Linked DNA regions of Mus musculus: region 1 is linked to region 2. A link is a loop called in an ENCODE intact Hi-C map of the cell type or tissue named here. Cell type or tissue: heart. All regions are shown on one strand. Links, peaks and the distances in the headings refer to the core of each region. The heading gives the core; the rest is flanking DNA. Region 1 holds the start of Cox18 (cytochrome c oxidase assembly protein 18). Region 2 holds the start of Cxcl1 (chemokine (C-X-C motif) ligand 1).

The links. A loop is a pair of places that touch in the nucleus more often than their neighbours do. Peaks named below come from ENCODE experiments on the same cell type or tissue, not always from the same donor. Only the 100,000 strongest peaks of a DNase experiment are listed, where the experiment ranks them.
Region 1: it touches region 2 in a loop (2.5-fold over the local background); 1 of 42 quality-filtered maps calls a loop at or near these places.

The regions. Positions count from the first base shown.
Region 1 is chr5:90,221,201-90,225,598 of GRCm38, reverse strand. It overlaps Cox18 (cytochrome c oxidase assembly protein 18), which reads left to right and starts at 1,603. Exons shown (of 6, transcript NM_001033310.3): 1 at 1,603-1,983; 2 at 3,268-3,368. The coding sequence starts at 1,660. In heart, for the core only: CTCF peaks have their summits at 1,424 and 1,879; a DNase peak (open chromatin) is centred at 1,528; H3K4me3 peaks cover 1,971 bases; H3K27ac peaks cover 1,628 bases.
Region 2 is chr5:90,888,369-90,892,766 of GRCm38, reverse strand. It overlaps Cxcl1 (chemokine (C-X-C motif) ligand 1), which reads right to left and starts at 1,522. Exons shown (of 4, transcript NM_008176.3): 1 at 1,387-1,522; 2 at 1,174-1,297; 3 at 978-1,058; 4 at 1-259. The coding sequence starts at 1,456. The coding sequence ends at 244. In heart, for the core only: CTCF peaks have their summits at 1,338, 1,640 and 1,851; a DNase peak (open chromatin) is centred at 1,486; H3K4me3 peaks cover 1,228 bases; H3K27ac peaks cover 677 bases; H3K27me3 peaks cover 616 bases.

The sequences.
Region 1 (4,398 bases), core at 68-4,067, 670 kb after region 2:
AAGGGCCTATGGGGGAGGCATAAAGCTATGCCTGATAACCTCAATCCAATCCTTAGAATTCTCAAGTGGTCTCTGATACCACATGAGTTTCCTCCTCAGGGTTAGTGTTAGATTTACAGACACGTCATATGCACATTATTAAGAAGACAAAAAGTTAAATATGCTCATATATGCAACATCACAAAATAAGTATTAAGAAGTTTAGTTCACATAACAATATATGGGTTTAGTTTTTAAATTTATTTCCATTACTTTGACATGAATGCAGGTGTGCAGTTTTATCAGAAGAGGTTGTCAGTTACCTGTAGCTGTAGAAAAAAATTGTTAAAGATTTTAATAACTGCTTGAAATTTTTGGTTTAGGGTTTGTGAACAATAGATCTACAAATAACAGGCTTATTTATTACACATAATAAATTTACCTACTTTCCCAGTGTTGAGAATTAATTCTAGGTTCTCATGTATGGTAAGTTGGGACTTGGGGGAGTTGTTTTTAAGTAACTTCTCTGGCTTAAGGCCATCTTGGAAGGGCCTACTGGATATTAACAGTTTTATGGAAATACGGTGGTTTCTTAAACTAGCAAGAGATAAGTGAGCTGTTTTTAAAAGGGATTATGCTATGGGAACTAAAGGCAGGTTACCCAAGTTTCAGAAAATACGCTATCTGACAGCTTTGGTAGGTGTTCAATAAAGTAGAGGACAGTGTCCACAGTTTGGCTTTACCAAACATGGGAGAGGTTTCTAAAAACTCAATTCACTTTGGCCTACCCTAGGAGTGGGCACTTCGTTGTTCCATTTATTTTCTGTTGACAGGAACACGAATGTGAAAAACACACAGTTGTTAAAAGCCCTGTGCATTCCATTTAACCGTTGAAGCAAAATTGTGCTGTTGATGGAATTCATTTTGTAAAATGAAAAATAGTATTTTTCCCTGCTCCTTATTATGATGGTGATTCTTCTTCTTATTTATTTATTTCGTTTTTTTCTTTTCTTTTTTTTTTTTTGGTTTTTCGAGACAGGGTTTCTCTTTATAGCCCTGGCTGTCCTGGAACTCACTCAGTAGACCAGGCTGGCCTCGAACTCAGAAATTCGCCTGCCTCTGCCTCCCAAGTGCTGGGATTAAAGGCGTGCGCCACCACTCGGCATTTCTGCATTCTGTTTATAAAGGAATACAGAATGCTAACCGGAACAGATAAAGACATTTAGGTCTTATTATAAAGTAGAGCTGCCTAGGGGGATAAAGGACGCAGACTTAACACTGACCGAGCCAGAAACACTATTCCCAAAGTAGGTGTTTCAGCAGTGCGTAGAGAAAACGGAGATAGATGCTGCGCGCCTTGGGCGGAAACAGCCGAGTCACAAAAAGTACTCAAGCCACAATTTCCTTGAGTGGAAACTGAAACTCAACAGCAAGGCAGTTTGCTCGCCCCGCCTACCCCTGCAGTTCCGGTTCCCGCTCTGAACTCCACCCCAGCAAGGAAAGGAGTTAAGAGAGCCTCAAGCGGCTCATTGCCGCGTGGGAAAGGCGGAGTCTTACGTCATCTCTAGCGCGACACTGGACAGGGCTTTCGGCTGGGAAGGTCAGGCGTGGCCTCGGGTTCGCGCATGCGCGCAACCTCCTGGTGCTAGTGCTCTAGTTGGCCGCCCGCTCCGTGTAACCATGCTGTGCCGGTCGTGTGCCGGGTGGCTCAGGTCGCTGCCCACCCTGCGGCTCCCGGCACCGGGATCACCGCCCGCCTGGAGCAGCGCGCGGCTCCCAGCCCTTCCGGTATGGGCAGCCGCTTCGGTGTCTGCGGCCTCTCCAGGTGGCTGGTATGAGGCCCTGGCAGCGTCGGCGCCGGTGCGCACCGCGGAGGAAGTGCTGCTGGGCGCGCAGGAGGCTACCGGCCTCCCCTGGTGGAGCAACATCATACTCAGCACCGTTGCCCTGCGCGGTGCTGTCACTCTGCCCCTGGCCGCCTATCAGCACTACATCCTGGCTAAGGTGAGGGGCGTCGGTCCCCGTGCTGCCTGCCTGCTAGTGTTAACATGGAGGCTAAAATAATTTAGTTAGCATTGCATGTTAAATGATGGTTGGTGACTCGAGTACCTTCCAGTTCACCCGACCTACCAAGTATTTATTCGAAATACAAGTGCCTCCCAAATGTTCGGTTGAGACCAATATTCAGAAGAAATGGCACGGAGGAACCTGAAACATTAGGGTCATAAACATTTTAAGAGTCTGCAGCATCATTTGTCACTATTGATACTGCTCTTTATTACTAGAAAGGTATCACTAAGTTAGCAGTTTCCAGACATGAATTCTTCCTCTGGGCCTACCACCTACTACCCTGTATCTGATGGATTGAAACTTCGAGTTGGCTTTTTAGGAACTCTGTTCAGTGGAATTGGTATAACGTTACCTCCCCCATGGCTGTGCCTGGGGGTGGGGGTGGGGTAAGTCAAGATTTTAATTTGAGTCACAGAGGATTGCCAGGAAGGGAGCAGCAGCATTGAGCCAGGAAGCATTCACAGTGAGGTGTTAACACTGGAATGCTGTTTTCTCTCTCCTGGGAAATGTAGGGATGGAACAGTAAGAACCAGGATGCAGTTTTCATTTACTCGAAATCCTATGGAGGAGGTGCTGTTAGATATGCTACATACTGGGAATCAGGATTTCAGGTTATGCACAGCCAGAAACAGAAAACATCAGGTACCCATAACCAAGAAGTTGCAGTTGGTTTAACTCAGTATGGTTGCCAAGATCACGCAGATAGATGTACAGGCAAGGAATTTAAATCTGGGGTCAAAGATACTTTAAGCAAACTAATATCTAATAGAGTTTTCTTAAATGTTTTCGATTACAAGTGTGATCAGTAAACAACATTTGTATATGGTCTAGGGAACAGAGACTAGAACTGTGAGTTTGGTTGTCCTGACCAAATGCTGAGTGGGGGAGGAAAGGGATTATGTGGTTTGTAGGTTATATAGTCTATTGTGGAGGCATTACAGAGCAGGGACAGCAGCAGAGTCCTTGGAGGAACACTGCTTACTGGCTTTTTATACAGCTCACGTTCACATGCCTGGGGCTGGTGGCACACAGTGTCCTGTGTTCTTCCATGTCAATTAGTGATTAAAAAATGCCCCATAGGCTAATCTGATGGGTGAAATGTCTTAGTTGAAGGCCCTTTCTTCTGGATGTGCCAAGTTGACAGCTGAAGCTAACCATGCAGTAGTTATCAGTAAAGATCCTTTATGAACTCATCAAACAACTTTTTTCTTTAGTTAGGTGGAAAACTTGCAACCAGAAATAAAAGACATCGCCAAGCGCCTTAACCAAGAAGTTGCAGTCTGTGCCCGTCAGTTTGGATGGTCCAAGAGAGTGGCTAGGTATGCAGCTTTGGGTCTGCGGTCACGAAAATGTGTGTGTGGTGTGTGCGTGTATACACGGTTAGGTATTCTTTTGATTGGCGTATTCATATTAATCACTATGCTGCATGGTGGTTTTATGTATTGGAATGGAATCAAAGAAAGGAAGAAACAGGCGTTATTCCAACTCCTGTGAAGCTGAATCGTCCTCCTATCTCAGCCTCTCTCTCAGCTCTGAGATTACAGGTGCAGACCATTGTATCTGGCTCTGTATGTCAGAATATGACAGGGTTTCATGTGCACCAGGGATGCCCAGTGGGTAACTGTACCCAGGAATGACCTTGAACTTCTAATCCTCCAACCCCGACCTCCCAAGTGCTTAGATTACACATTTGTGATACCACACCTGGCCTGTGTTCTTGGGAGCCACTGAAAAGATAAAGTCAGTGAATTAAATACTGTATTAAGATTTGACGTAAGTCAGTGGAGCTGGGCAAGTAATGTGCCACCATGCTTGGCAAATTCTATTTAATGTGAGCTTTGTCATCTTTATTTGGTGCTAATACAAACTTGACATTGCACTGAAGAGCAGCTGAATCAGCAATTAAGAGCACTTGCTTTCATTTGTTTATTTGTTCGTTGATGTTTTAATCTAAGACAGGGTTTCTCTGTATAGCTCTGGCTGTCCAGGAACTCACTTTGTAGATCAGGCTGGCCTTGATCTCAGAGATTCGCCTGCCTTTGCCTTCTGAGTGCTGGGATTAAAAGCATTGGTCTCTGTATCTTGCCTAAAGAACACGTACTGCTCTTTCGGAGGACCTAGGTTTGATTCTCAATACTCACATGGTGGCTTATGGCTGTTTGTGGCTTCAGTCCCCGAAGTATCCAGTACCCACTTCTGACCTCTGAGGGCATCAGGCATTCATGTGGTGCAATTAAATACATGTAAGCAAACCACTTATGCACATAAAATAATAAAACAAATCTTAAACAAGAACAGCAAAGAAAACTTGACATGTAGGGAAACATTGTAGCTAAACAGTTGAGGCAA
Region 2 (4,398 bases), core at 249-4,248:
AATAAATATTAGTTTAATGAAATATTTTAAGCCTACCCATCTTTAAACTGAACAAGCAGAACTGAACTACCATCGATGAAATGTATCCACACTGTTAAATATTAATGTAAAATAAAAACCACACACTTTGTGGAATAAATAAATACATAAATAAATAGGACCCTCAAAAGAAATTGTATAGTGTTGTCAGAAGCCAGCGTTCACCAGACAGGTGCCATCAGAGCAGTCTGTCTTCTTTCTCCGTTACTTGGGGACACCTCTGCAATCAGAAAAGAGTCATTGTTACAAATAGTCATCAAAGCCTTTCTTCTTTTATTCCAGCCCCTGAGGCTCCAGATGGGCTTTCTACATGTCTACACTTGCACCCAGAGTTCTGTACTGTCGGTTCCTGTGGAGTCAATCACTTGACTTGGAAAACAAAAACAAACAAAAACAAAAACAAACAAACAAAAACCTACTTCAGCATGGGTTAATTTACAAGTGTGACTTTAATCCTCTCTCACTCACAACTCTGTGATATAGCTGCTATTATCTCCCCTACTTGGCTTAAATTCAATAAATTATGTAACATTCACAGAGACCTTAGCCTTGAACTCAGGGAAATCTCACTGGCAAAAGAAGGCTCGGGCATGCTTTGCCAGCCCCTAAGGAGACTTTTAAAGGCTATTGGCGACTTCTCCATCTTTTAGGAACTGTTGCCACTGACCATTTGCATAGGGGTTTTGAGTGTGGTAATAATTATACACAATAGTAATTGTGTAATATACAATAGTAATTGTGTCCAAGAGGACACAATTCTCTAGCATCAGAACCAATTAATGATCTCAAATTAAGGTCAATTACCAAAATAATAACCACAACTTTCCGACCTCCTGATAAACACAGACTTTCCTTGATAGAATTAACGTTCAGGGGTCATATGCCAGTACTCCCACCCTTGACTCTAGTCTCGGGTACAAACACAAGTCACAACTCACTTTAGCATCTTTTGGACAATTTTCTGAACCAAGGGAGCTTCAGGGTCAAGGCAAGCCTCGCGACCATTCTTGAGTGTGGCTCTGCAGAGAGAAGGATAGACCCACATGTTAGGCATTCCCACTAGGAGAAGTGTGGGGGCGCGGGAGGGTTTGGGCGAGTCTGGAAGTGGCAGAAGCTAACCGGGAAGATACTCACATGACTTCGGTTTGGGTGCAGTGGGGCCCTGAGGGCAACACCTTCAAGCTCTGGATGTTCTTGAGGTGAATCCCAGCCATGGTCTGCAGGCACTGACAGCGCAGCTCATTGGCGATAGGCGCCCCTATGGGAGAAGACTCTTGGTCAGCGGGACTGTGGGAGGCTGCGCTCACCAGAGGTCCCTCCTCCCCCAGTGGCAGTGGCGAGACCTACCTGTGGCCAGGCGGCTGGTGGCCAGCAGCAGCAGCGCTGCACAGAGAAGCGAGCGGGTGGCTGGGATCATGGTGCTGTGTTGGAGTGTGGCTGGAGTCTGGAGTGCTGGAACTGGTTAGAGGCTCTGAGTCCTGTTGTGGAGCTCTAGGGCTCCCGCGAGCCCCTTTTATGCTCGAAACTCCAGAGCTCCGGGCCAGGGAAATTCCCGGAGTACAGGGTGTTTCCCTGCAACCGGAAAGGACATCGCTCCTCCCCCTTGCTCCACTCCCAAGGATTAGACTCTGGGATTTTTGCTTTTTGCCCCAAAGTCCCAAAGGGGAGGGAGTGACGTGCTTCGCTGGACAAGTGACGGCTGGGGGGTTGGGGGGGGGAGGAGTAGTGAGACTTCAGAGTCTCCAGTGCTCAGGGCGAGGTGGGTCACACGCGTTATGTGCACGTGGGCGCCACGCCACCTAGGATTCCACTTGGTGTACTACAGTGATTTGCGGGGATGGAAGCTTGTCTTGTTTTTTGAGTGTGGCAGATTAACGCATTCTTTAAAAAGACATCTACCCTCTCTTATCCCACGTGAGGTGGTTTGCTTTTGCCAACTGTTTTTGTGGTAAATCACAGTTGGTGGTTTGTATCAGGGAGGCATGTGAAGAGGGTGAGGAGAAAGATCACTGTCAAGGTTAGGTCCCTGTTTATTTTAGAATGCTGTAGCAATCTCCTCTTTGTTTTTTGAGCTTGGGAACTTCCCGAAAGTCCGAACTCCCGGTGTGGTTCCTGAAGCATCCCTACCCTGCTGTATAGCAGGTCATATTTTGTTTTGACTAAGGAAAGTCCACGGGAAAGCTGTGGGTTTTTTTCTGGGCTGAGGAGGGGGTTCCTAGATATAAAAGGCCACAGATGTCACAAGCACCAGTCTAACAGCAAAGGGCTATGGCTTTATATAACTATTAGTCTACTTGTACAACTATTTTCATGCTATCTGAATCTATCTGTATTGTAAAACTGAGTCTTTGAATATTATTATTATTATTATTATTATTATTATTATTATTATTAATTACTACTCAGGGTTACCTAGAACTAGCTATTGAACTTCCAAGCCTTCTCCTCCCACCTTCCAAGTGCTTCTTAGACTCAGGAGCCAATACACCAGACTTAGATAATTACTGACATATTTGTTGCTCTCTATTTAAACAATTTCAGAATCTGCCTGAATGCAGTCTTAGGTCTCCAGATTGTTGTCGTTATTGTTGTTTGTTTGTTTGTGTTTGTTTTTGTCATTGTTGGTATTTGAATGTAGATCCTAGCTGAACATCCATTGATTCTATGTCTCTGTGAGGGAGAACTGGAGCTATCATGTAAGAAACCCTTGGTCTGGGTGTACTCTACATGTGGAGCTACAGAGGCAGCCTGACTATTAGGATTAAAACTTCAGCTTCAACGAGTCCCCACGCAATGGTCACTGGCAATCTCTCCAACCTCAAGTATGTTTCTCATCTGTAAAAGAAAGCCAATAGTAGCATTTGCTTCACAGAGCTGATATACTAAGATGAAATGTGCTAGCATCCGGGTGCTATTTAAGCATTTTGCAAATAGCTACCAAATAAAGGAAGAGACGTGGTACTCTACAACTTTATTGGCAACAAATTGAATGATCATAAAGGTGGGGTACTCAGATTAGGATTAATGCCCCATGAGAGTTCAGAGGTCATCTGTGCTGAGTCTTACTCCCTTCTTCCCTGAGGTCTCTGCAAGGAAATGGTAGCCATCTGCACAGGAGAGTCCTTCACCAAGCACTACACCTGTTTCCAAACTTCCTAAGATTAGCTGTTTTGAAGGGTACCGTGATAAGAGAATTCCTCCTTGTTTTACTATAGCTGGATGCCGCTGATATATACAAGCTGCAAATCACAGAACAACCTACTGGAGTCATGTCTTAAAAATAGAAGCTCACTAGGGCTGGAGGAATGGCTCAGCAGCTAAGAGCATGTTCTGTTCTTGCAAAAGAGGTAAGTTCAATTATCAGGCAATTCCCAATCATCTGTAATTCCAGCTCCAGGGACAGCTAACGCCTGATGCCTCAGCCGGCCCCTGTACTAACATATGCGCATCCACACTCAAGTGGATGAGTGAATGTACACAGTCAATGTAAAACATTTCCAATCTTTATTAAGTCTCAAAAATGTCCCTCATAGAACTAATATAAAAATACAACCACTTAACATCTGTAAAGTATCCTTCAAGTAAAAGTTACTGAAAGTAATGTTAACTAAAGCAAACCAGTAAGATATGAAATTATTGAAACTAAAAAATAACATTTTATACATTCCATTCAGTAAAAGGAAAGGCATAAATACAGAACGTACAATAGTGGTTGCCCAGGAGAAAGGGATTTAGAAATTTATTATTATTGTTTGTATGTGTGTGCATGTGTGTTGGATGTATGTGGAGGGTGCATGTGGAAACAGTGGTTGACACTGGGATGTTTATCTTGATTGCTTTCCAGCTTGATTTGGAGTCAGGGCTCCCCATTAACCTCACAGCTTTGGATAGACTGGCTGGCTGCCGAACCCTGGCATCTGCCCGTCTATCCAGGCCTCCACAGTGCTGTGATCATAGAGACATGCATTCAGTCACTCCTCATCGTTATTTTGGTGCTGGACACGTGAATTTAGGTCTCAATGCTTGGACAGCAAGTATTTTACCCACTGAACCATCTTTCCAGCCATGGAAGTTATCAAACAGACGTAGGGTTTCCATTTATATGATGAAGGCATTTTGGAAATGGATGGCAGTGATGGTTGCACAAGACTATACAAATATCATCAAGATGTACATTTTTTGTGATAAATTTTATGGCTCTTTTGTCATGATAAAAATTAAACAGAGTAAATAAAATGAATAAGTAGTAAATAAATCTGTTGAGGTTAATGGGTTTTATTGATTTTTTTTACTTAGCACATGAGTTACGGGGAGTTAAATTTTTTAATATAAGAAACAATATCCATGGAGATGCTGCGG